Linked DNA regions of Homo sapiens: region 2 is linked to region 1. A link is a loop called in an ENCODE intact Hi-C map of the cell type or tissue named here. Cell type or tissue: heart left ventricle. All regions are shown on one strand. Each heading gives the region's core, and the rest is flanking DNA. Links, peaks and the distances in the headings are about the cores only.

Evidence for each region. Hi-C counts contacts between places; a loop is a spot of excess contacts. Peaks named below come from ENCODE experiments on the same cell type or tissue, not always from the same donor. Only the 100,000 strongest peaks of a DNase experiment are listed, where the experiment ranks them.
Region 2: it touches region 1 in a loop (2.1-fold over the local background); 3 of 110 quality-filtered maps call a loop at or near these places.

Annotation. Positions count from the first base shown.
Region 1 is chr1:168,917,281-168,934,397 of GRCh38, forward strand. All of the region lies in intron 3 of LINC00970 (long intergenic non-protein coding RNA 970), which reads right to left. Among named protein-coding and RNA genes, the nearest start is that of LINC00626, 140 kb to the left of the region's middle. RefSeq lists an enhancer at 4,556-4,725 and a silencer at 16,458-16,658. In heart left ventricle, for the core only: no CTCF peak of the experiment used is centred there; no DNase peak of the experiment used is centred there; H3K27ac peaks cover 512 bases.
Region 2 is chr1:168,860,566-168,872,439 of GRCh38, forward strand. It overlaps LOC105371606 (a long non-coding RNA gene), which reads left to right. Exons shown (of 2, transcript XR_922261.3): 2 at 8,412-9,634. Among named protein-coding and RNA genes, the nearest start is that of LINC00626, 80 kb to the left of the region's middle. In heart left ventricle, for the core only: no CTCF peak of the experiment used is centred there; no DNase peak of the experiment used is centred there; H3K27ac peaks cover 1,126 bases.

The DNA of each region.
Region 1 (17,117 bases), core at 4,149-12,148:
TGTGACAAGTGCTAAATGTGAGATGTGAACAATGTCTAAGCGATTCCGGAGGAAAGAATGCCTTAAGGGTATTGGGGGTGGTCAGGAAGGTGTCTCCAGGAAGATCATATTGTGGTCTAAAGGAGCATGAGTTTGCAAAAGTACAAGTTGAGGTGAGAGTACAGGAAGAGGATAAGTACTCCAGGTGGAAGCACCAGCATAAGCCCAGGGCTGGAGATAAGAGGCAATCCTGTGAGGATTAGTGCCCCTGAAGAGTGAAGTGGGAAAGACATGTGGAGGGGAAATGCAGGGAGATGTCTGCAGGCCAGATCACAAGTAACTAAGGGTGCCCTTCCTAGTGTCTGTATATAGGACAGAATTTCTCCCCAAGAATGCATTTGGCCAGAATGTCTCTTGTGCTCTAATATCTCTCAGGAACATGAGAATTTGAATGGGGAGGAGAAGGAGGAGGAATGCCCCACAATTAGGGCTTCAATAAAGTGACATGTAGTTACAAACAGGAAGAGAAAATATGGCATTTGCTCTTTCAGTTGATTTTGATCTGAAGTCTTAACACTGTCTTAAGTGAATACTATGCCCTCTAATTTTCTGAAATTGCAAGGTAAATGTTTAAGATGAAAAACAGGGAGTTAGTCCTTTTTTTATTTTTTTCTGAGCTTAACCTTAAGAGTGAAAAAGAGTCTGCCTTCACATCACACCCGCGCAGATCTCTGGATTCATAGGATGAGCAGGGCTGCTGTACTAATCACATTTTCTTATTGCAGGATGCAGAGCTACATAATAACTGGTGAGTAACTTCACATTGAGGAGTTAGGTTTCAGAGCTGGCTCTTAGGGATCTGGGATAAAAGCAACTCATAGTCCTTCACAGGGTCTCCAGTTACTGGGAATGGGCAAACCTTGCTGAAAAAGAGGAAGGAGGTATGTGGGTGTCAACCGGTTTGCAGCTCTGAAGCCACTGGATTTCTCAGCTCCTGCTTTTCTTCTTCCTCCTCCACCTCTTCCTGCCCTTGCTTCTCCTCCATGAACCCAAGCCCCTGCCCCATCACATGGCTAAAGAAGCAGCTACAAAATAGGGACAAATTATCATTAAATTAGCGAGGGAAAAATTGTACATTTGTCTGTTCTAGTGAAATTTTCCCCAAAGGGCTCAAAAAGATCTGGCAAGTGCTCCCTTCCTGCCGCAAATAGGTGGGAGTGTGTGGCAGTTCCACGTCTACCACATACTAAGCACTTACTACAAGGCTCTAGGCATTGTTAATGCTTTAAATAGATGTCTCAGTTTAACCATCTCTTCAACCCTACAGTACTATTGTGACCATTTTATGGATGAGAAAATGGAGGTACAGAAAAGTTAGGGGCTTCCCCAGAGCTCACAGCTAGAAATTGGTGGAGCCAATATTTAAATCTTGGCAGTCTGTCACTAGAACCCTGGACATCTACCACTGTATTATAAAGCCTCCCAGACTCCCAGAAATATGCCCATGAAATCTCCTAGATGCTGAAAATGGACCAAATCTCACCAACGCCTTTTGAAGGCAAATTATTCAAATGGATAAATGTGGATTACTATATCTTTAGGGTTTTTATTAAAACTTGCTTGACTGTGTATAAAATATTCAAGACACATATGAAAGGTAAGAACAAGTGGCCATGTATGTGGTATGTTTATTCTTCCTACACACCAGTGCTCCAGCTCTGAATATCTGAGCTACTGGACCATTGTCCACTTTGACCTTGAACAATAGGGAGATCCTTCTAGCCATGATTGTTCTTGAATCACCAAACTCCTCCTTCTGCCCTTGCATAATGTGCCCTGCCCTGCTGACAATGAATGCCCTGATGTACTAAGTCACAACACTGAATATTCCTCTGTCCTCATTTTTTTCAGCAAACAGGATGAATATCAGCTCCAGCAGAATGCCCACAAGGTTGTATGAAATTTAGCGAGAGAAAATTCTAAAGTAAATGCTGCAGAATTCTATTATACAGCACTGTTTCCAGAGTGCTCAGCATGTCACATTGCCCTGTAGAGCTGGGAATGCAGAAACAAAGGCCTCCAGTGTTATTTCCATTTGTAAGAAGACTGAATTAACGTTGCTAGGGAAACAAAACCTCAGTTTCCTATTCAATTTACTTTCAGCTTATGTGTCACACCTCTTGCAGCCTCGGTGAAACACAATAAAGGAAGAGAACTACAGTTCTTTTATTAAAAGCTCTTAGCGCACATATTTCCCAGGTAAAGATAATCCACAGGAGGATAGATTTGGGCAAATTTCATCATAAAAGTGATTCAACTCCACTAGATTTCGCTATATGGTGGGGGGAAGATTACATAAAAAGATGCCTGTGTGCATTGCTCACTGTACCTAGGAACACCTGACTCAGGAATTGCATTTGTCTCAATTTTCAGTGGTCACAGTTACAGCCTAAAAGTCTTGGAACTTGTGTATAACTTATAATGTATATATAACTTGTGTATAAGTTATAATGTTTATAATGTGTATAAGTTATAATGTGTGTATAACAATCAAAGAGAGAGAAAATTGGAAGAAATGCAGTAATGAATGGGGTCAGAATGGTGGATAGAGGGTAGGAAAGCAGGAAAAGAAGAAAGAAAATGGTAGAATCAGCTCAGTAGTTAGTAATGGACCACAAGACTTTCAAGAGGGAGCTGATCAATTGATTCTGATGTTGTAAAACATATAGGAGAAATGGGTTACGGCTAACGCAAACCAAACCAAATATCAAGGATGATCTGGAGAGAGGATATGGATCACACTTGGATGAGGCTGTGTCTGCACAAGCATGGGCTCCTCCTTCCTTTGCCGAAATATGCCGCCATCTTAAGAGCTAAAACCAACAAGCTTTCTGCTGACTGCTCAGATGTTAGTGTCTGCACACTTCCAGGGATTTGTCAAATCCTAGTCTTAATTCATCGTCAGTCCCCAGGGTTCATGAAGTGGTCCATGTTTTCCAAATCTCAGTTCAAACATCATTTCCCAAGGACATCTACCCCAACACTGCAGACTAGATTCAATCCATGCTACGCATTCTCAAAACGTGGCTATCATTTTCTCCAATTTACTCACAGTTAGAAGTTACGTATTTCTGTGATTTTATTTATCTTTCTCCTTTATTAGACTATAAGCTCCTTGAATATAAGAAGTGTGCTTGTTTCTGCTTAGCATTGTGTCCTCAGTTCCTACCCAGAATCTGGCACATAGTAGAGTCTCAGCTAATATTTGTTCAATGAATGAATGAATGTGTACTAATCAGTTATGACTAAAAGGTAAACAAATCACCCCATGATGACTAATGATACCAAGCCTTCAAAGGCCAGCAGGAAGTCACAGAATCACAAGTCAACTTCTGACTGAGCTCCTTTCCTAGGGAAGCACACACTCCCAGACAGAAGTAGACCATATAAAATTTGGATCCATCGTGAATGTTTAATTGCAGCCTTATTTTCCACATACAATGTCAGTATTTGGCTTGCCTTGTATGACCATGGGAGGCTTTCAGAATTAGTTTCTGAATAACTTCTTAAGGTTGTTTGTTATATTGACTTCAGCCAAAGATCATTGGTATTTCCTGAGACCGGAAAGATTTGGGCCTTGTGCGTAAACAACATCTTGGATCAGGCACGGAAATTTCAACAGTACTTGGCAATTTCCTAGCAGCTTACAACTGCTGATCCCGCCAACACAGGGAGTTTAGATGCAGTTTCCTCGTCCTTCTAGTTTCTATAAATGTCCTTCCTGCAGAAAGCAAGTGGCCAGAGGCACAGAGAATAGTGATGTACTCAAGTTCTCCTTCTGCGGCAGAATTAAGAATTAAATCTAGCTCCAGTGAGGAAGCAGCAGACCATGCATTCAAGACCAGTTACATAAATGGTTTGAGTCACATTATTTTTTTATCAAAAACTGTTTTATTCATTTGTACTATTCCATTTGTAATATCTAGGTAAGTGGGAGATGGGAATGTGTCAAGAAACAAAGGCTCTGGGGGGTACCACAGAATGCCCATGAGTAAATCTGTAAGACTCCACTGAGTAAATCTTTAAGACTCCACTGATAACTGTTCCTTTCATCAATATCAGGAAAAAGGTCACCAAGAAAGACATGGCTCTGAGGGATCCAGAAGCCACTGGATCTTCCCAAAATGAGAATTTCCTCAGAAAGAAGCAGAAAGAGGCCCAGATTTGAGTCAGAGGGATCCAGATATGAATACTGGTTTTGTCACTGAGCTATGTGACCTTGGGCAAGTTACTTCACCTTTCTGAGCCTCAGTTTCCTTATTTTAAAAGCAGAATAATAATATCTGCCTTCCATCACTGTTTCAAAATTAGAACTAGCTTGAAGAGAGACTCCAGACTGCTATCTGGCTTGTAATAAGTTCAACTGTCATTTCACTGGCCATCTCCAAATTGCCCTCACCACTTCTCCATTTTTCTTTGTTATCATTCTGGACCATGCCGGGTATCCTTTATTCATGCTACTGTTTTTCATGTAGTTTGCTGAACTTAGAAGTGTCATTTTCTTGGCTTTAATATCTATGATAGTAATGACTTGAATTACCTATTAATTGTATTTTGTGGTCTCATGACACGAGAGAGAGCAAAAGCGAAAGTGAGAGAGCTAGAGAGAAAGAAAGAGAGCAAGTAAGGGCAAGCAAAGTCCAGAGACAGCTACATAAACCATATTTGATTATGTGCATCTGTCAGAAGTAGGCCAGACCCATGGGATGATCAGGAATAAGTGCAGCTGGAACAGAACCTAGATATCTTTCTTCTGGTCCCTCGTCACATTCACTCCCACTTCTCTTTCACTCCCCGCTCCATCACTCCAGATTTGGTCCCTCTTCTTTATGATCCCAGCCTTCCACCACGACAACTTTAATGAACTTTGGTCCTGGTCCTCATGCCTGTCATCATCTTCTGTCTAGTCGAGAGTGGTTCTCATGTGCTCTCTGGCTCTGTCCAGGCCCAGCATGTCCCTTCTCAATTGAGCCCACTTTGGCTTCCAGTGTCTGTCCTTTCCACCTCTCCTCAATAGGTTTCCTAAATCCACCACTGACTCAATGTAGTTCAGGGCCACTGTTCCTACTGCCTCTAGTTTTGTCTCCTGACTAGCTCATTCTTCCTTTCCATTTCCTCGAGCCAGGAGGGCCAGAAAAGTCTCTTGTTAATGATGTTTGCACACTGCAGGGTTGATCGCCACATGCCACCACAGACCTGACCAAATGTGAACTTGACTTAGATCTTGCATGGGCTATGCAGGTATTAAAATCCGGGCTCCTGCCATCAAGCAGCTTACATATGATTGGCAGATAACACAGACATGTTAACGATATAAAGAAAAAACAGCCACAAAAAGTCTCATTTGAATTTGAATAATGTTCTCAGTAGATCATTATTTATCTGAGAGAGAAGGCACCAAAAGAATCCAACAAAAAAAATGGCCTAACTGGATTATTTTTATGATTACTTAATTTCAAATTTATACTAATATAATGAGTAAAATATGATTTGCTAAAGTACAATGCATAGGGAAAACAGAATCTGCTGAACTAAGAGTGACCTGTCAGTGATTCCATAAAGACCAACTTGCATAACAGAGACTGGATGACACAGAATTTAAGGTACAACTGCAAGGATATTGTAACAATCTTGATGGCGATCAATAAGTTGATGATTCTTTATTGTTTATATATCTCAAAAATAGCAACTACTTTAAAGCACTGAATTTCAAGTATACACACACAGAGCTACACATACACATAACATGCTAAGTCATCTTTTGTCAATCATTGTACTTTTTAGAGTTATATATTTCAAACTTCAAAAATATTAGGTAAAACTCACATTGTTAACATTTGGATAATGGCATTTTCAATGAACAAATAAGGGCTATTGATCAACAAAAAAAGCATATGATTTAAATAACTGAATTGCAAAATTGAGAAAGCACATCAACTTTGCATATTAAGGATATGTAGGAAAACGTATTCATAAAGTATCTGCATCTGTTTCAAAGGGGAATGCTTAATTAGAATGCAATGACCTCAATTGATCACCCAGTTTAAATGGTTCAGGATTGTGTCCTAACTAAAAGCCGCCATGGTAACTAAAAGTGAAGTCAAACAGCTGCTCACTCTGTTGCCTAACTTTGTTCACCTAGTTAAAAGTTTTCATGCTAGATAATATATTTCCCACATTTTGTACTTATTTTTAGTTTCTAGGAAAAAATGTAGAGGCATTCTGGCTTTTTTCCTGGTACAAGTCATAGTCCATTTGTCATTATGGTTACAGATAAGAAACATCCAAAACAACAAACAAACAAACAAACGAAACCAGATAAGAAACATCCCAGATATTTCTATGTAAGTCTAGACATCTAGGTGTGCTGAAAGACACTTCAAATTTGAACATTTCCTCCCACAATGTTTGGTCTATGTGCATTAAAATCCAGTTGAGCAAATCTTTATCTCAAAGCCTGCTATTTGGAGAATCTGACCTGAAACAAACATCTATATATTTTTTCATAATTGGGGGAATCCCAATATGAGTGAGAGATAAAATCTTATTTACAAGAACAGACATTATCACCCTTTACTTCCTGTCAGCTAGAGTGTGAGCTCATGCCTCTGAAATTTGAAGGAATGACCCGGAGGTTCAGGGTCAGAGTTACAAAGTTGAGACCCCAGTAGTGAGATCACAAAGGACGCATGGTGACAATGCCAACCAGCAGTGATCTAAGAGGGTAACTCCTATGGCATATCTTTGACTATGCTTCATTTCCTTTGGCTTCCATCTATGCCTAGTCTATTATCCTTCAAATGGAGGTATGGGATATTATTCCTATAAATTTATATTCCACTTAAGTTAACCAGATTAATTTCTGTTTTATTCACTAATAGAATCTTGACTCCCACAAAAATACTAGTAGAAGTTATTGCAATTTACAGAGCTATAGGATAATGAAAGAGGAATGGACAAAACAATACATGGAATTTGTTATGTAGCTTATTTGCTGACAAAGGCAGTGAAAATATAGCTAGCATTAAGGGATGGGAATACTGATGCTCTTGGCACAGATTGATAGCATGACTAATGAAATTGTGACCTGTGATTTGATGATATTAGGGAATTTGTGTTCAATATGTTAGGTATAGTCATGGTATTGTGTTCATGGAAGAAAATATTATTGCTTTAAATATGCATATTTCCATATTTGCAATGAAAAGCCATTTTGTCTATAAATAAATTTGACAATATATTTGTAAACATTAAACATAAGTGGTGTATGTACATATTTTATTTATGCTATTTTCTCTAGTTTTTATGTGGCTGAAAATGTTTAAAATAGAGATTCTGAAAATTATTACTTGTGATTACCTGAGACGATCACAAACCAGTTGGAAGGAGGGGAAACAAGTATCCATTGCCATAGAACAGTAAAAAGTGTCTAAAGAATTGAAGGATGAAGTCAAATGACAATATTATAACCCTAAATTATTAGTTAAAATTATAAACAATTATAGGGACTAATATAATTTTGTAAAATTGCCTCTAATCTCTTATAGCTACTTAGCTAAAATAAATGAATAATAAGCACTAAGTTCTACCATGCACATTGTTGAATTACATCCATTGAGTTCACAGATTTCCCAGGCCTTTTTCTGAAAATGTGGACACTGACAGAGAACACATGAAATGCCCAAAATTGGAATGGAGCACTAATGGGGGGTTTTGGAGGACTTGGAAAATCAAGAACCTACAGCTTCCATTTAGTTTCCTCTCTCAATGGAAGTAGCTTCTCCCTTGTCTCAAATAATTACCCCTGCCTTTCCCGAGGACCCTGCAACTCTCTAGTCTGTAGAAGTTAATTTATAATTGGAAGCTATTTCTCTTCATGGCTCATTACCCCACCCTTCACTTTCTCCAGAATCCTAACTAGAATCAGATTCCCAGTGTGCCCCAAATCTGAGAAGATAAAATCTATGTTACAATAATTGCAAAAATTGTGTAAGTTATATTAGGAAAGACATGGTTTATATATGTGCTAATTTCTGGATTCTGAGAGTGTTTGACTAAGAAAGGCATTGCAATTTAATTAACTGAATTTATTAATATAGGTGCAGTAAACAGATTTTTAAAGTTAATACACTAGTTCAAGCTGCTGGATCTTATTTTTTCTTTTCTTTTTTATTATTTATTTATTTATTTTTTTTACTTTAAGTTCTGGAATACATGTGCAGAATGTGCAGGTTTGTTACATGGATATACATGTGCCATGGTGGTTTACTGCACCCATCAACCCATCATCTAGGTTTTCAGCCCTGCATACATTAGGTGTTTGTCCTAATGCGGTCCCTACCCTTGCCCTCCACCCCCCAACAGGCCCCAGTGTGTGACGTTCCCCTCCCTGTGTCCATGTGTTATCATTGTTCAACTCCCACTTATGAGTGAGAACATGCAGTGTTTGGTTTTCTGTACTTGTGTTAGTTTACTGAGAATGATGGCTTCCAGCTTCATCCATGTCCCTACAAAGGACATGAACTCATTCTTTTTTTATGGCTGCATAGTATTCCATGGTGTATATCTGCCACATTTTCTTAATCCAGTCTATCATTGATGGGCATTTGGTTTGGTTTCTTTCCTAACTGACTCAATTCTACATTCAACATTGGCCACAGGAAATAAAGTTGATATTTCATAAATTTCTTGGAATGTTATTAAGAAAGTTATCCAGAGAGACTTTGAAAGACTGTTGAAGTGAATTTTATCATCCACTGACCCTCATACCCAACTATGACCAGTCCTCAAAATACTCCCATTACTAAAGCCTTAAAAAATATATTGGTGAAGGGAAACCCAGCGTCTTTATAAAGTGTCCAAGTTGTTCTCTGTAGGTGAGAGATGCTGAGGTTGAAATGAGCTCAGTGATTTCAACACGGATTGAAAGACTCAGGGTGGAACTTCACCACCAGATATAAGGTGTATATTATTACCAAAATAGATTGCTTGGGTCAGTATGGTAATTAGAATGATCTCACTCAACAGCCACAGTTCTCAAACCATATACTAAGATGCCCAGGGCTCTGCAGCAAAGTCACAGAAGTGGCCCAATATCTCGTAAATGTCAAAGGAAAACACAGTGAAATATACTGCATGTACTACTAGCTCAAGATAGTTTACAATTTCCACTTTAGATCATGCCACATTCCTTTCAGTAACATCATATCTTTGAAAAACAGGGTTTTGGTGGCTGCTGTGGTAAAAAGTAGATACTGACATGAAAATTAATGTTGAATAGAAAATAAGGGTGGTAGTTTTTAATGTGATTCCCCGATTTAAAAAGATAAGTAGTGCCTAACAGGTATATATATTCCACAAGTAAGAAATTAAAATTATTTAAAGATAAAACAAAAATGTACTCTTTTCTTCCAATTTGTGTGTCCTATGTTCTTCATGTACACATCCCATTGGTAAGTAGTTGAGGTTATTTAAGAATAAAACAAAAATACTTTTGTTCATTTTATACATATTTCTTTATATAATCCACAAGTTATTAGGACATAAATATGTATGAAGTTGTTTTAGCCCAACTACTTAATAAATGGAACTTTCAGTTACTTAATTTGACCTAGAGGCACCAAAAAAAATTACTGAGACACTATGGACACTAAGACTGAGAAAGTTTGGAAATCTCTATCCACGGATATCTTAATGATGAGTTCATTACTGTTACTAAGAACAAACAACTTTGTTTTCTTTTTCATTTTATTTTATTTTATTTTAAGTTCTGGAATACATGTTCAGGACTTGAAACTCTGTTACGTAGGTAAACGTGTGCCATGGTGGTTTGCTGCACAGATCAACGGAACACCTGCATGCATCAAGCCCTGCATGCATTAGATATTTATTCTGATACTCTCCCTGCCTCTACCCACCCCTCCCCACCCCAACAGACCCCAGTGTGTATTGTTCCCCTTTCTGGATCTGTGTGTTCTCATTGCTCAGCTTCCACTTATAAGTGAAAACATGCAGTGTTTGGTTTTCTGCTCCTGTGTTAGTTTGCTGAGGTTAATGGCTTCCAGGTCTATTCATGTCCCTGCAAAGGACACCATTTCTTTCCTTTTTACAGTTGTATAGTATTCCATGGTATATATGTGCTACTTTTTCTTTATTCAGTCTATCATTGATGGGGATTTGGGTTTATTCCCTGTCTTTGCTATTGTAAATAGTGTTGCAACGAACATACACGTACATGTATCTTTATAATAGAATGATTTATATTCCTTTGGGTATATACCCAGTAATGGGACTCCTGGGTCAAATGGTATTTCTGGTTCTAGGTCTTTGAGGAATCGCCACACTGTCTTCCACAATGGTTGAACTAATTTACATTCCTGCAAACAGTGTAAAAGTGTTTCTATTTCTCCACAGCTTCGCCAGCATCTTTTGTGTCTTGACTTTTTAATAATCGCCATACTGACTGGAGTGAGATGGTATCACAATGTGGTTATGATTTTCATGTCTCTAATGATCAGTGATGTTGAGCTTTTTTCATATGTTTGTTGGCTACATAGTAGACACAATAAAAAAATGATAAAGGGAATATCACCACTGACCCCACAGAAGTACAAACAACCATTAGAGGATACAATAAACACCTCTAAGCAAATAAACTAGAAAATCTAGAGGAAATGAACACATAAATTCTGGACACATATACTCTCCCAAGACTGAACCAGGAAGAAGTTGAATCCCTGGATAGACCAATAACAAATTCTGAAACAAAAAAAAAAGCCCAGGAACCGACAGATTTACAGCTGTATTCTACCAGAGATACAAAGAGGAGCTGACACTGTTTCTTCTGAAACTATTCAAAATAATTGAAAAGGAAAGACTCCTTCCTAACTCATTTTATGAGGCCAGCACCATCTTGATACCAAAACTTGGCAGAAATACAACAACAAAAAACATAAAACTTCAGACCAATATCCCTGATGAACACTGATGCAAAAGTTCTCAATAAAATACTGGTAAACCAAATCCAGCAGCACATCAAAAAGCTTATCCACCACGGTCAAGTTGGCTTCATCCCCTGGATGCAAGGCTGTTTTGACATATGCAAATCAATAAATGTGATTCATCACATAAACAGAACTAAAGACAAAAATCACATGGTCATCTCAATAGATGCAGAAAAAAGGCCTTTGATAAAATTCAACATCCCTTCATGTTAAAAAAAACTTTCAATAAACTAGGTATTGATGGAACATACCTCAAAATAATAACAGCCATTTATGACAAGCCCATAGCCAATATCATACTGAATGGGCAAAAGCTGGAAGCATTCCCCTTGAAAACAGGCACAAGACAAGGATGCCTTTTCTCACCACTCCTATTGAACATAGTTTTGGAAGTTCTGGCCAGGGAAATAAGGCAAGAGAAAGAAATAAAGGATGTCAAATAGGAAGAGAGGAAGTCAAACTGTCTCTGTTTGCAGATGACATGATCCTATACCTAGAAAACCCCATTGACTCAGCCCAAAAATTTCTTAAACTGCTAAGCAACTTAGCAAAGTCTCAGGATACAAAATCAATATGCAGAAATCACAGTCATTTCTATACACCAACAACAGATAATCAGAGCCAAATCATGAATGAACTCCCATTCACAATTGCTACAAAGAGAATATAATACCTAGGAATACAGCTAACAAGGAAAGGGAAGGACCTCTTCAAGGAGAACTACAAACCACTGCTCAAGGAAATCAGAGAGGACACAAACAAATGGAAAAACATTTCATCCTCATGGATAGGAAGAATCAATATTGTGAAAATGGCCCTATTGCCTACAGTCATTTACAGATTCAATGCTATTCCCATTAAACTAGCATTGACATTCTTCACAGAATTAGAAAAAACTACTTTAAAATTCAAGTGGAACCAAAAAAGAGTCCACATAGCCATGACACTCCTAAGCAAAAATAACAAAGCTGGAGGTACCACAATACCCCACTTCAAACTACACTACAAGTCTACAGTAACCAAAACAGCTTGGTAATGGTACAAAAACAGACACACAGACCAATGGAACAGAATAGAGATCTCAGAAATAAGACCACACATCTGCAACAAACATCTGATCTTCGACAAACTTGACAAACGCAATGGGGAAAGGATTTCCTATTTAATAAATGGTGCTGGGAAAACTGGCTAGCCATATGCAGAAAATTGAAACTGGACCTCTTCCTTATATCTTATACAAAAATTAACTCAAGATGTATTAAAGACTTAAATGTAAAAGCCAAAACTATAAAAATCCTAGAAGAAAATCTAGGCAATATCATTTAGGACATAGGCATGGGCAAATATTTCATGATGAAAATGTCAAAAGCAATGACAGAAAAAGCAAAAATTGACCAAAGGAATCTAATTAAACTAAAGAGCTTCTGCACAGCAAAAGAAACTATCATCAAGTGAACAGACAACCTACAGAGTGGGAGAAAAATTTTGCAATCTATCCACCTGACAAAAGTCTAATATCCAGAATCTACAGGGAACTTAAACAAATTTACAAGAAAAAAACAAACAACCCCATTAAAACATGGGCAAAGGACATAAAAAGTCACTTCTCAAAACAACTTGATTTTATTACATTAAAAGAAACTTCTAGGTCTGGTAAATAGGGGCTAGACTTGAGCAACCACAGAGAGAGTCAAAATGCCTCAGTTTCCAACTCTGAATTAGTTTAGAAACTCAGATTCCCTTAAATGAAGAAAATTTTAAAACTCTTGAAACAATATGACACATAATTAATTTGAATAATTTGCCCATGTTTTTGTCAGCTCTCCAGTTTTCTGCCACAATTTCCTCCACAATTACCCTGACAATGTAGCTTTCCATAGGATATTACATAAATTCGTTACGTTTATAGGTGAAAGAACCTGGAAAACATAAAATAGAAATATCACACTCTAAATGTTTTGATAGAAATGTGTGTATCAGAGAGGAGAGAATAAATCTTATAAAAATACAGCACCCTACAAGAGCAGTAAAATTATTTAAGTTATAGTAGATGAGAATAGATAGATATATTTCATCAAAGGGAAAGAAAAAAATGATCCCCCTTTTACCTTCTACCACCGAAATTACTTAAATTATACTTGTCGAGCCCTTGAATTTTGGAGGCACTATATACCACATTTACACTTGTGTCTGTGACCCAGTGTTAAATGAGACCCAGGTCAAGAGACAACTCTTTGGCTGGTCTAGGATATTGTATAAACAGATCTATCACTCTGCCCTTATATGACAAAAAGAACCTTATGGGAATCACAACACCTGCAGTAGATTGGAATATTGTATGTATCCTGAGGGAAATCATAATAGGAGAATCATGCTAAAGATATCTAGAGTTTTGAAGTAAAGCTGATCCCTCTTTACTTTCTAAAACAGGTAATTATTCTGCTTTTAAAAACATTATTTGTTTTGTAACTAGGTCTTGTCCAGGAATCTTTTAGGCATAACTAACTTCAGACTTGGTCAAGACTGAAAATACTCCAAAAGTACCTGACAAAAGCAAACTCAAAAACCAGGATCTACAAAATTCTCACAACTGAAGCCACATTGAATAGGAGTTTACAATCCAAAGTTACAAAATAGTTGGGGAATTTCACCATGAGCCAGAGAAAGCAGACATATAAATATTAGGATTATACCCCCCACCAGTTTATAATTGAACAATAAGACAGAGGCTACAAAACAAAAATGTTTAAAATGACTACAGAAAGAAAAACTGAATATATATATATATACACTATATATATATTTAGTGTGTATATATATATACACTAAATATATATATATGGGGAGCAGGAAGTTTTGGAGGGAAAATACCTGAAATGAAAAATATATCCACTGAAATCACAACAGTAGATGTGTTAAGTTGGAATGTAGATAAAAGCATAAAGAAAATTAATTGGCTGAAAGATATATCTTTAAAAAATTAGTAAGAATGCTGTATTGACAGGTAAACAGATGGAAAATATGAATGAGAAATAAAGAGACATGGAGGATAAAATGAGAAGACTTAACATATCTGGAAAGGTTTTCTGAAGGAGATAAGTTATTGGAAGAGAAAATATCTGAAATTTTTAGCCTTGATAAAAGATAAGAATTGTGAAATTTAGAAACCCAACAGTCCCAAGTAGGATAAAAAAATAAGTTCACACCTAGACAATGTAGTAAAATGGTAGAACAGAAGAGATATAATGAAAATATTAAAGACATCTGGAGAAGCAGCATATTATCTAAGAAGAAATAATGTATAGTCTGGTCTCAATAAATTCAATGGTAACAATAGAAATCAAAAGATAATGAAACAATATATTCAGTGCTGAGATAAAGTAACTCTCAATTTGCTGTTGAGAGAATTCCATGTCCAGTTAAACTACCATTTAAGAATGATAATGAATTAAATGTTTTCAGATCCATATTGTATGAGTTTACCATTAACAGACGCTTACTAGTGAACTTCTAAGTATCTGCCTTAGTAAGAAAGAATCTCAATCTGTAAAGAAGGAAGTGTGAGCAAAGAGACTGAAAAAAAATAAGTAATTCCAAGCAAACTGCCGAATTTTATAATATAATCACAATAGCTATTAACTTTAGAAGTACAAAAACAAGTTCAAACTAAAGTATGTAAGGTTGACATTTAATACAGAATGATGGGTAATTAAAGTTCCAGTGTTTCAGGGCTCTTGTATTTTTCCAATAGAGGGAAGAGAGAGTGATTAATTATATACTTTGTTAAAGAAAGTTTGCATATTAGAATTTTAAGAGAAACACAGAAAAGAAACTGAATGCATAACTGTAAAACTACTAGGGTTGGAAGAGGTTATAAGATTCTTAATGCATGACTGCAGTAGACGAAGTGGCCACAGAAATTGATATATTCATAATGAACTGGATGTTTCTAATCCACCTATCATTAAGTTGGGCATACCCACAAGCATTCCATCATCTAGTGGAAGTAAACATATTCAAGATCTGAATGTTGCAGTTCCCCAGGTTGGACAAGCAAGTAGCTCACACTCCTAGCATGTCTACTCCAGCCACACAGTGACATTCTACCTTCTCCCACACCCATAGCCTTATAAAAAGTTGTCTAGGACCGTATTTTGAGTCTTATTTACAGAAGGCTTATCATGACATAGATAGAAATGGACTTTTACAATGCAACAGTGGTGGCTCTGAAGGATAGTGAAAACTAAAATTCTTCCAATGGGACAAATGTGAAATGCTTTAACTTGTGGTCAGGATGAAAGGAGAAATGCTCTCAGGTAAGCATCTACATCTACTAGCAGGTTCTTTAAAGAAGCAAAACAGAATTGATGACAAAGAGTCTTAGAGAAGAGCTATGTATACGAACTGGCAATGATCCCAGAATACACTCATGTCTCATGTGATATAAGTACTCCGACAAAATACTCCTCCATGGAGGATATTCTTCCAGATCAAGTAAGTAAGAGGATCCATTTGTTGTTGTTGTTGTTGTTGTTGTTTTGTTTCAAATTAGTACTAATCTTTAATCAAAGAGCTACAAATTCCCAGGTAGTCTTGGAAGCAAGACCGCTCAGTATTTTGGTAATGCTTGTATTTGACTTCTCTTCCTCCTTTGCAACCGTGCAAGGTTTCTGTCTGGGTTTCTTCAGAAGACCTCTGCCTCCTTTTCCTGGCATCATGGAGACCCAGGCCCTACCGAAATGCATTTAAGAGGCTTTAAACAATTAAATAATGCCAAGCGGATGGTGGTCAAGGGGTTTCTTCAGAAGACCTCTGCCTCCTTGTCCTGGCATCGTGGAGACCCAGGCCCTACCAAAATGCATTTAAGAGGCTTTAAATAATTAAATAATGCCAAGCAGATGGTGGTTAGCTCAGGGCAGATACGCTACAAAAAGTTAACTGAGGTCCCTCCAAGTTCATGGATGGAGCAAGGCTGACACTTCCCAGTGGGCCTCGGGTTTCTCCATCTGCTGTTCAGAGCCCAAGGGGAAGCTGCTAAGGCTTTCCATGCATCTACAGAAATACACTCTTTTTTACACAGCTGCAAGACTGTGCTTATGGTCTTTAATCTTCCTCTTTGAAAAGCATCCAATTTAGGAATTTTTGCAGTAATCATTTCAGAGTAATGAAAAACAGACAGAACAATAGAAAATTTCAGATGTGATATGCGCACTCTGTGCACTTCTCTCTAATGTACATTTAAAAAGATGTATTAGTCATCCTAAGGAACCTCTTTTGTCTTCTCACACAATCAAATTCTGCCTGTGTGCAGACCATAAACATCATAATACAGTTAATTTACCCAATATACTCATTTCTCCCTCATAACAATGCCCATAAGATAGCATTCAATTTTGTTTTAAAGTTTCCTTACATACAAGATGGGGTTTGGAATGAAATTTTTTCACCTTGCAGTCTTGCAAAGCACCATGGTAGAAGCTAATGTGTGCCATTTTGTCTGTTTCAAGTCTTTTTTTTTTTTTTAACTTTTTAATTTCCATAGGTTTTGCAGGAACAGGTGGTATTTGGTTTCATGAGTAAGTTCTTTACTGGTGATTTGTGGGATTTTGGTGCATTCATCACCGGAGCAGTATACATTGAATGCAATTTGTAGTCTTTTATCCCTCACCGACCTCCCGCCCTTTCCTCTGCATCCCGAAAGTCCATCGTGTCATTCTTATGCCTTTGCTTCTTCATTGCTTAGCTCCCACTTAATAGTGAGAACATAACAAAGTTTGGTTTTCCATTCATGAGTTACTTCACTTAGAATAATGGTCTCCAATTCCATCCAGGTTGCTACGAATGCCATTAATTCATTCATTTTTATGGCTGAGTAGTATTCCATGGTATATACATATATACCACAGTTTCTTTATCCACTCATTGATTGATGTGCATTCGGGTTGGTTCCATATCTTTGCAATTGTGAATTGTGCTGCTATAAGCATATGTGTGCAAGTGTCTTTTTTGTATAATGACTTATTTTCCTCTGGGTAGATACCCAGTAGTGGGATTGCTGTTTCAAATAGTAGTTCT
Region 2 (11,874 bases), core at 1-8,000, 61 kb before region 1:
ATAAATTTTAGGTATGCAACAGGGTGTTGATTGGAAGAATTGCTAAGTTTCTGTTTATTTTGACAATGGTATGGTAGTACTGCCTTGTCATCACTAAAATCCACTATGTTTTCTCCTGAGCATACACTAGATCACATCTCCTTGCCTTCCTAGGCAAAGATGCCTTTGGCTGCTTTCTGGCCAAAGCCATGTGGTGAGAATAATGCATGCCATTTACAGAATGAACCTACAAAAATCTCCCGTGTGATCCTCTACTTCTTGCCTTCCTTCATTTGACAGCCCAAAGCCAAGAACCTAGCAGACAATTCTGCTGTAGGGCCCTAGGAAAGGACTTGGCAAACCTTTTCTTAAGGGCAAGATGGTAAATATTTTAGGCTTTGTAGACTAAGAAGCAAAATCAAGGATATTATGTGTTATTTTATAACCATTTAAAAACACAGCCATTTAAACAGATAAAAACCATTTTTGGCTCATGGGCTGTAAAAAAAAGGAAAAAAAAAAAGCTGGAACAGGCCAATTTGGCCCATGGGCCATCATTTGCTGCTTTCCATTCAAGGCAGTAATGGAGAACCATGCTGGGAGGAGCCTGGGTCTCTGAATGATTGTGTGGAACACAGAGCTTATACCCTACTCACTATTGACTGGACTTTAGATAGGTTAGAAATAAACTTCTGTTATGCTAAGCCCCTGAAATTTAAATGGTGTTCATTATAGCAGTCAGCCAATCCTGAATGACAAAAAAGGTTAGAGACATTTGGAAGATAAAGAGGAAGGTGTGCCTTAAAATACAATTTAATATTTATTGATCATTTGCTATGTGCCAGGCCCTGTACTAAGGGTTTTGCATGCATTATCACATTTAACATTCACAAAAAATAAGAGGTAGGTATTATTATCATATGCATTTTATAGGTGAAGAAAATAGGAGTTAAAGGAATTACTCAAGTTGTAGAGCTAAAAAGTGGTAAACTTGGATTCAAATCTAAGTTGCTTTGGCTCCAAAGCTTGTTCTCCTTAACAGCATACTATGCTGTCTCCTAGAAATAAAATGAATTGTAAGAGAATCTACTGTGTATATCTAAATTCTGTTTACTTAATTATTTACTCAATCATTCATAATTTATAACTTGTCTAGTTCCAAGAATGACTCAAGTTTTTATTTAGAAGAATGTAAACAAACTGATCCAAAATTCCAATTAGGAAACTAATACATGGTTGTAAACCCTAGAGAAAATTCCTCCTGGAAGCTAGTTATTGCTAGAGTAAATAGCAGAGATCTTTGAGCAGTAAAATTCCATGCACTAAAGTCCAACAAGCCTCTCTCAGATTCTTATCTCTCTGATTCTTCCCACAGTTATAACAAATTTGCTTATCTGGTTTAAAGCCCAAAGCAGTATGTTCTCAGGTGCATGAGAGGCTACCAAAAATTATCACACTATTCATGATAGGACCTCATAGGTGACATATCATTTATACCACCACTGCCCCCAGAATACCAATGTGTACTTGCTGGGGTCATTTGATGGCCCATGCCCTTTAGTAGCCCCTAGGGTAATCACTGTATTATCAGGAACTGTACAATAATTGATGTTCATAATGAAGCTTGATCATTCAAATGATGTGAAAACATCTATAAACTACTTGAGTTAAATATATATATCTATGTATAAAATCAAGTATCTTGCCAAATATTATCAATTTAAAACTAGGATTGTGCTTTTTAAAATATAGATACTAATTGTCTGAAAAAACTCATGTATTTGATCCTTTTCATCTTCTCAAATGTGTAATAAACAAGGTAAGATCATGAAGGGTAGAAAATATCTGCTGGCAAACTCTGAACTTAAATATGACTCCTGCTAAAATGAAATGTGTAGTCCTTATTGTCTGAGGAATATTGGAAACACATAAAGTTTGGGGGTGAGAGGAGATGTGTACAAAACCAAATCTATCTTCTTTAATGTAGTATATAAACTTCCCACAGCTAGCAATCCTGATTATTCAATTTTCTGAAATAAATTTGGACTTCAGCTACCCAGATACCTTGGATAAAGGTAGTCTTTGGAAAACTGTGACAACAAAGTATTTTTCAGGCTTCAATATACTGGATAATCGGTATATATGGAACCAAAAAAAGGGATGAAAGAGGAAATTCACATGGCCTCACACAGGTGTACTTTAAATTCCTCTCTTATGTGTTTAAACTACTGGGATGTGGGGATGTATGTACACTGTGTCAACCAACACACTGCCCCTTGGCTTATGGTTACAGTCCTAATGCGGAAGAGAGAATGGCCTAATGGGTTTGCCTTTGACAGAGTTTTTCAAAACTAGAATTATTCAAAACACAATACTAACAACATTTATTATAAAGAATACCTCTGAATAGTAGTATAAAGAGGCAAAGTAGTATGAAGTGAAAGCGATGAAGAGAAAATCCATGGAGGCTTTTTTAACCAAATTTAGGAAAGCCTCTGCTCCTCTTCATGCCTCAGTTTCCTCATCTATTAAAGAAATGGGTTAGATATGATAGCCTCTATTGGCCCTTCCAGGTCTGACATGCCAAAAATTCTCTATTGCTCCTCACATTACCCTAATCTGGGAGCTCAAGGAGTACCTCTGGCTTAATTAACCATGCAGATAATTGTGTGCTCTAGCTGGGCTCAGTGGTGCACCTGACTTGGGAGGCTGAGATGGGAGGATCGCTTGAGGCTGAGAGTTGAATAGTGCAGTGAGCTATGATCACACCTGTGAATAGCCACTGCACTCCAACCTGAGCAACATAGTGAGATCTCATCTCTAAATAATAATAATAATAGTAAATCTTTTTAAAAAATTAATAAAATTGTGAATTCTGACGTAAGTCCAATGCCTTTTGATTTACTTTTGGGGTCCTGGATTTCCACTCAGTTCCTCTCAATCCAATCATAAAATCTTATAGTCCACAGAAACTGTAAATATTATCCAGTCCTCTATTACTGAGATGAGAAGCCTAGGATTTAAAAATTTGCCCAAAGTTATGCATAGTGGCACAGTCAGAACTAGAACCCAGGTTTCTTGACCGCCAATCCTCTATTCTCTATTCTATAATGTTGCTTCTTGCTATATGTGGGAGACAATGTCTAGATTAAAAATTACAGAAAACGTCAAAAGTCCACAAGCCTCTGGAGTCAGAATCAGAAGCAGGAGAGCCAATTTATTTATGATTGAGTAGAGGTTGTTTGAAAAAAATTAATAAAACATTGTTTAAGAGGCTAAGTGCCTCTAGGGATAAGAATCTGGCCTCCTTTGCCAAGACGGAACTCAATGAAAACTAAGACTAACGTGTAAATGTATTTTTGTTGAAGTTTTTCCCTTGAGATTGGGGGAGGGCAAACTGATTTAGATAAAATGAGATCTGACCTCGGCTGATCCAAAACTCTTGCCCAAGACACAAAACAAAGCCCCAATAAAACTCTAGTCTTGGTTCAAACAAAGGTCAGTAAAGGGGAGGGGGGATAAGGATGGAGACTGAGAAATAAAAGCATTTGTTGATTCTCTTCCTGACCAAAAGTCGCACTGCCAAATTGTCATAAGAAAGGCTGTTTATACAGACGCCCCAGCCCAGCTAAAATAAAAGTAGGAGTCAACTCGTCAGATTTTACACTTGGTTCCCAAGTAAGAATAGTTCAGTGTAGCTTCTGAATTTCTGGCTCCTTCGATAAATAGGTTTCTTTGGTATCAGGAAGTTATGCATTAAGAGAAAAAAGTGTGGACATCTTTCCTGGGCAGGCAGCATCTGAATACATTATTTAGTGTTCAAGCATACCAAAGATTAAAAGAAGAGATCCCACAAAGCTGAGAGCAGCCATTGTATAGAGCAGGCCTCTTAGGTCAGCTAAGGAGGAGGCTGGGAAATAGGTCAGCAGCTACAAGACCTTAGTGAAAACACAAGCTTGATCCCAAGAACTAGACACAGACCTTGATGTTCCCTAACAGAAATTCAAGAAACATTAAGGCTAATCCATAATGGAGAATCCATAAAAGAAAATGGAGAACTGTTTTTGGTTTTGTTTTCAAATTTATGCCACAAAATTCTTATGCAATCCATACCTTGAGATGGCAGCAGGAAGAGAGGGTTAGATTGAATGGATCAGTGTTTTGATTGAATGTGACATACGCCATATTTCATAAGCAATTCAGTTTATCTTTTGAAGGGCAAAAATAAGTGATTTAGGCAAAGCATGTTTAGAGGCAGAAGTCATCAAACTTTTACTTAGGTTAATTCACTTAAAATACAATTTGCATGACTTCAAACTGCAAATTGAACTGAAAAAGTGGCACCAGCCAAAGCAAAGATAAGCAGGAAATAGGTCCACAGGTCCACAAGACATTTAGAACTCCCTGCCCACTGTGCTGGCTGGTCTTTGTGGATATGACTTACATCTTGGGAGAGGAAAAGTAGACATTTGAATTTCTGGCTAGGAAAGAAAGAAAATACATACGGAAAGCTCTGGAATAATTGTATTCTCCACTATCCCCCATCCCATTAGCTGCATCAACAATTGAGTTTGTGAAATAATAATGATATCAATAGCTAATGTTTGTTGTGCACTTAATCATTATACTGAACCTCAAAAGTATGTTACGATTATATCAATTTTCTTGAGTACCAAAGAGTTCAAACCATTTTCATATGTCCTCACAGCTAGTTTTGGTAGTAATAAGAAATATTTATTGTCTCCAGCACTAAGACTTTACATGTATTGACTGACTTAACCTCATTAAGGAGATACCACTATAGGATTTATTTTGCAGCTACAAAAACTGGGTCATGGAGGGATAAAGGGATGAATTAAGTGCTTTCCTAAGGTTACATACTGATAAATAGCATATTTGAGATTTAAGGCCAATTGTCTGGCTCCCAACCCTCTAACCAGTTATTGGAAAACCTGAGATACTAACCTTACTCTGTCTGACTCCAAAACCTGCTTTTTCTACACAGCACATTTGTGTCTATGTAAAATATATACTTATTTAAAGTTAGCAACTTCAGTTTAAAATGAGAAATAACTTTGTAACAAAAGTAATTGCCCTCAAAGATAATAGAGTGTAAGTAGTGTTCTGCACATCTGTGTGAAGAGACCACCAAACAGGCTTTGTGTGAGCAATAAAGCTTTTTAATTACTGGGTGCAGGAGGACTGAGTCTGAAAAAGGGGTCAGCAAAGGGAGATAGGGGTAGGGCAGTTTTATAGGATTTGGGTAGGTAGTGGAAAATCACAGTTAAAGGGGCTTTTCTCTTGTGGGCAGAGGCAGGGGTCACAAGGTGCTCGGTGTGGAGCTCCTGAGACTCATTGTCCAGGAGAAGGAATGTCACATGGTCAGTTGATCAGTTAGGGTGGGGCAGGAACAAATCACAATAGTGAAATGTCATCAGTTAAGGCAGGAACTGGCTATTTCACTTCTTTTGTGGTTCTTCAGTTGTTTCAGGCCATCTGGATGTATACTTGCATGTCACAGGAGTTATGATGGCTTAGTTTGGGCTCAGAGGCCTGACAAGTAGTAAGCCCCTTGCCACAAAATGTGTAGCAGAGGTAACATAATCAAGCGGAAAAGACATTGTAGAAGGAAGACAAGCATTATAACAAAAGATCTGGGAATTGAACTAAATGGCTCTAAAGTTATTTGAGACCAATTAGTTCACAGCATAGTAACATAAGTGGCCCTTATTGAGTCAGAAGTTGGCTTTTTTTTTCATATTTTTTCTAGTCAGTCAACTGAGAATCTTTGTAATTTCAAAATAACACTTTGGGACGATGTGAAAATTCTTCCCCAAACACTTACAGTATTTACTTCTATAACATGACTCATAATGGGTCTGGGCTCATGAGAAGGCAAGACCTCTGTGTGAACCTGAAAGTTTCTACCTCCATCCTTATCCCACCGAGTCTTGGTGCCTGAATGTGATCATCACTATTGCTTCTTACCCACAAGAATTTGCCTTGAACCTTCTTCCTAACAGAAACTGAAGCTTGCTAAAATATTGAGAAGTCAATTATTTCAAAGGACATTAAATCCTTAAGTGGTTTAGTCAAACATGGCAACTCCATTCCCCTTGGAAAGTGATTTGTTTAGGCATGGGCATGTGATCTAATTTTGGCTGAAGTGATGTCAAGGAAAGTCTGTCGGTGAGGCTCTAGGAAGGTTTTCTCACTCCTAAAAATGAACACAAGTCTAGCAGTTTTATTTTCTGTTTCTGGATGTTGTCACCTGCTTAAGATACCTGCAATGAGAGAGCCATCTGGTACCATCATGGGAACCAGCCTAAGAGGATAAAGCAAATTACTGTAGATGACAGAACAGAAAGGATGGATACTGGGTTCTTGGTAGCATCACTGAGACACTGAATTACCCAGCTTTAGAATTCCTCTAGCTCTGCATTTCTCCTTAAGGGACAAATAAATAGCCTTGTTTACTTGTTTTTTATACCATTTATCTTTGTTTGTTTGTTTTTAACTTCCAGCTAAAAGTACCCTAACTGATAAATTGAACTACCACATTTATTCATAATGTTTAAAGCATTGCACCTCTAAGAATCCCATCAGAGAATGTGAATTTTCTCTGGAAAGACTATAAAATAAAAACTTAATAACAGTAAAAATGATTACAAATAATAATAAAATCATCATTGTTATTATTTGGCATCATGGAAAACATAGGTTTTAAAATCAAATAAACCCAAGTTTAAAATCTGTCTCTATCTTGCCAGCTTGGTGATCTCGGCAAAATTATTTAACCCTTCTGATATTGATTCCTCATATTTTAAAGGGAAGTGATATAATAATATTTTGCAAGATTGCCGTATAAATTGTGATAGAGTATATAAAGCATCTGGAACATAGCAGGTATTCAGTAATTGGTAGCTCTATCTATTGGTCTTTTTCTCATCTATAAAATTGGTATACTAAAACTTCGCTCCTGAAGTTTATGTGAGTTCTAAAGGAGACAATGAATGTATGTAATCAGCACTTTACACATAACTATAATAGTCTCTTTGGGGATGGAAAATGGAGTGATCAGATTGACAAGGGAATGGAATGAAGGCATTGCTATCTGGTGAGAGGGATGGGAGACATTGGTACAACTTGAATGTTAGAAGAGGAATACCATCACAGGGGCAAAGGGCCCAAAGACAGCCTTTATCTTTCTCAATATTTGTGTAGGGACTTCTTCTCCTTAGAACTAAAAAAACAGGAAGTAAAATTTATAGACCCCTAGAGCCAGCAAAACCAATAGGTCAGGTTTACTATCAAAAGGATATTTCTTTAACAGATCTTTGACTCTTTCTTAGTGGCTCTCTCTCTCTATGTGTGTCTCTGTCTCTTCTCTCTAATTAAATGCCTACCCTGTGCTCTTACACATTTGGTGACTTTCAACAGTTATTCAGAATTTTAAAATCTTCCATGGTTTTTAGACCAGTTCCATTTAAAAAAAAAAATTAAGGTTGATATTTCACTTTGGTCTTAAACCAGAGCCAAGTAGGCTTTTCTCCAAAGAATGCTGGCACCTGTGATTCTACTACATGAATGCCAGGAAGTATGCTGACCAACGAGTTCTCATTTCAGATAAGCAGTTAATTTGTGGTGACCTTGAGCAGCCACTTTACTTACCTGGGTCATAATTTCCTTACCTGGGTATAATTTCCTTGGCTATAAAACAAGAGGGGTTGCATTAAGTCCCCTCTCTGAACTCAGAATCACCACCTGGCCCTTCTTTGTGGCCCTCCAGTCTCATGAGTCTTTTCAGTCTATGTGTATAATAATGTCTCTCTGTATCATTACCTTATTGTATAAACATCTCCCTGTGCATGTTTCTGCCATACCTAGGTGACCCAGCAGAGATTACTAAACTCATTTCCTCTTTGTCTTCGGTGTACAGTTAAACTTCCCTCGTGTGGCCACAAAACCATTCACCCTTCTCCTGTCTTCCTGCATCTGCTGGTGGAACCAAAAGACCCAGTGAAAGACTTTGAAGTCCTGGAACATGGTGGAAACAGCTTCTCTGACACCTTCACGTCCCCATCCATCCCCACACTTCGCCCCTGCCACCTCTCACTGGATTATGATATCAGTGAGAATGCATCTTCATTGTGTTAAAACACTGAAATTTGAAGATTATTTAGTATAGTATTTGGCCTATTCTGACTGTACAACCCAGCTATGTAAAGTCTTAGAGACTAGGCAGTGTATTGCCTTCTTTTAAGAAATGAGGCAGTTTACAGGGCCCACTTTGATTATTTGGGCGGTTCCATAAAATGGTCACAACATGGGATTTAAAGAGATAAAAACAAAAAGGGGGAAAGTAAAGACAGATTTTCCTAAGTAAAAAGGAACTCTCTTTTTAATGCCAATGTTTTCTCTTCAATTAACAGCACAATTAACAGTGCATACCTCCTGGGAACATGTTACCAAAAGTTAGAAGGCCAAATTCCCTCAGCCTCTATCCAGCATCACAAATAACTTCAATGAGAACCATAGGAACATCGAGTGTCCTGTGAATCTGAGAACTGCAATGGGCCCTAGGGGCTCTTCCATCCAGGCTTATCATGATTCAGGAGAAGAAATTGAGGACCGAAGACATCAAATATAATAAGCTAATGGAGGAACTGAGGCTACTTGCCTGGCTCCAGTGCTCTTTCCTTTGCCTCAAAATCTTTACAGGTCAGCCATCTATCATGTGTAGAATAAGCAAACTGAATTAACATTGGAAATATTAAAAGAACAGAGGTTGCGTGGATATTGGTTGGAACAGAGAAGAAGTTTTCACAAGGAATTAAAGTAACACCAGCTGCTCACTGCTCTGACTTAAACCATACAGCAACTCCAGAAACATGGGGGGTGTTGTTGAGTGGCAAGGTAAGCTCAAGAATGCTAAATGTGTCTGAAGGCAAAGGGGATTATTTGTCATTGGCCTTCTGACTCAAAAAAGCCAACATATATATATATATCTCAAAACCTACTGATAAGCAGAAAGAATATAGGGCTGTTATACTTGGTTGGCATCACTTTGTTCAGAAAGCAAGAAGGCAGCTGCATTCCACACTGACCAAAACTATTATATCAGGTTGTGCTTCTCTTAGTCTTAGGTGTCTTCTCGTAGGACTGTTTTAAAATTCAACACGAGGGGAGAGGGAACAAGCTAGACACAGAGAAAATAGTTATATATTTAGAGGACTGTGAGATCTTAATAAAATTTAACCGTATGGGGGCTCTATTGCATTTACCATTCATTCAACAAAAGTTACTGATTGCCCATTATGTACTAGGCCCTGGTCTAGGCACATGGAATACACAGATGAATAAATATGTTCACTGTCCATTACTTTCTCAAAAGTTGAGGGGCCAGAAAACTAAAATGAAATGAGACAGACACTACTGGGGCTCAGGCTGGGTTGAGGGGAGGGCCTTCAACCCTGCCTTGCTATATTAGCAAAGGCTTCTAGGAGAGGAGTTGAGGCCTTTTCACGCTTTTTGAAGGAAAGATCGTGTTAATCAAGTAAATTAGAGAAAAGACATTCCTAGTGGAAGAAACAACCATGTCAAACTTCAAAGAATGATCAGGAAACTATAATAAATGTATTCTTTCTCTAGTGCATATTGTTGATGAGTATTTGGAGCAAGACACAGGTGTGTGCCATTCTGCACTTACTTGGTAATTAAGTGAAAAAAATCTAAAACTGAAAATTTAAGAGTAGATTTTCAAGTATTGTTTCAAAAGTTCAAACAATATTAACAAACTCAGTGTCTCACCCCACCTATTGGCTTTGCTTTTCGTTTTATTGACCCATTTTCCAGTAAGCTGTCTACTTAAAGAGACTGGTAGCTTGAGACTTAAGTAATCAGAACAGATAATAATCCTACAAAAAAAAAAAAGAGTTTTATTCTAATAGTTCCAGCAAGTCTTGAGATTGCATCTCATTGAGCTGGCTTCAGTCACATCACATTCCTGAACTAAGGCCCTGGTAGTACAAAGCTCAATCCTATCATCTTGACTGTCCTCTTCAGAGAAGAGATTTTCTTCTCTTCTCTGCACCTCCGTCTAACCTGTACTAAAGTTATCATTAGTTTTTCCTTAAATTAGAGAATCCAAACACATCAAACTCATGCAAAATAATGATGCCAGTTCCCTTCCTTACATTACACACACAAAAAATTAACTCAAAATGGATTATATACCTAAATGTGAGAGTCAAAACTATAAAACTCTTACAAGGAAACATAGGGGTAAATCTTTGTGCCCTTGAGTTAGGCAAAGCCTTCTTAGAAATGACACTAAAAGCGTAAGCAACAAAAGAAAATAGATAAATTTGACTTCATCAAAGTTTAAAAGTTTTATAATACAAGTAATACTATTAAGACAAATGATCGCACAGAGAATAGGAGAAAATATTTGGAAATCATATAACACATGTGACAAGAGACATGTATCCAGAATATATAGAGAACTCCTACAATTGAATAATAAAGGATAATTAATCCAATATTTAAATGGGCAAAGAATCAGAGTAGACATTTCTCTAAGGAAGGCATATGAATAACCAATAAGCTCAAGAGAAGATGCTTACAATGATCATTCATTAAGGAAATGCTAACTAAAACCACAAGATACCACTTCACAAAGCCACTATAGAGTGGCTAATAACAAGAATCGTAGAGGATGTGGAGAAATTGAAACTCTCATGCATTGCCACTGGGAATGTAAAATGTTGGAGCCACTTTGGAAGACAGATTGGTGGTTCCTCAAAAGTTGAACATGGAGTTACCTTATGACCTGGCAATCCCACTCCTAGGTACATACTCAAAAGAATTGAAAACAGGTACTCAAACAAATACATATGCAATCATAGTCATAGCAGCACTATTCACAATATCCAAAAGGTATAAATAACCCACATTTCAATCCATTGATGACCTGATAAACAAAATGTAGTATATCCCTCCAACGGCCTGTTGTTTGACAATAAAAAGGAATGAAGAATTGATCATAGTACAACATGAATGAACCTTGAAAACATTATACTAAGTGAAAGAAACAAGTCACAAAAGACCACATATTAGATTATTCCATTTATATAAGACATTGAGAATAGGCAAAGCTATAGAGATGGAAAGTGGATTAGTGGTTGCCAAGGGCTTGAGGGATGGGGAGGGATTAGGAGTGACTGCTGGTGGATAGTTCATTGCTTTTTGAAGTGATGAAGATATTCTAAAATTAATTAGATTCTGGGGGTTGTCACACAATCCTGTCAATATATTAATATCATTGAATTATTATATACTTTAAATGGATGAGTGGTATAGCATGTGAATTTTGCCTCAATAAAGCTGTCTAGTGAAACACAGTATAGACAAAGTATTTGAATAGGAATTTTCCCAAAGAAAGTATGCAAAAAAAGCCAACAAGCACATAAAAAGAGGTTAAACATTGGTCACTAAAGAAATGCAAATCAGTCCTGTTGTAGTGGCTCATGACTGTAATCCCACACTTTGGGAGGCAGAGGCGGGTGGATCACTTGAGGCCAGGAGTTCAAGACCAGCCTGGCCAATGTGTTGAAACCCCATCTCTACTAAAAATACAAAATTAGCCAGGTGTGGTGGCGGGTGTCTGTAATCCCAGCTACTCGAGAAGCTGAGGCAGGAGAATCGCTTGAACTCGGGAGGCGGAGGTTGCTGTGAGCCAAGATAGGGTCATTGTACTCCAGCCTAGGCAAAGAGCAAAACTCCATCGAGAAAGAGAAAGAAAGAAAGAGAGAAAGAGAGAAAGAAAGAAGGGAGGGAGGGAAGGAAGGAAGGAAGGAAGGAAGAGAAAGAAATGCAAATCAGAACCACAAGGAG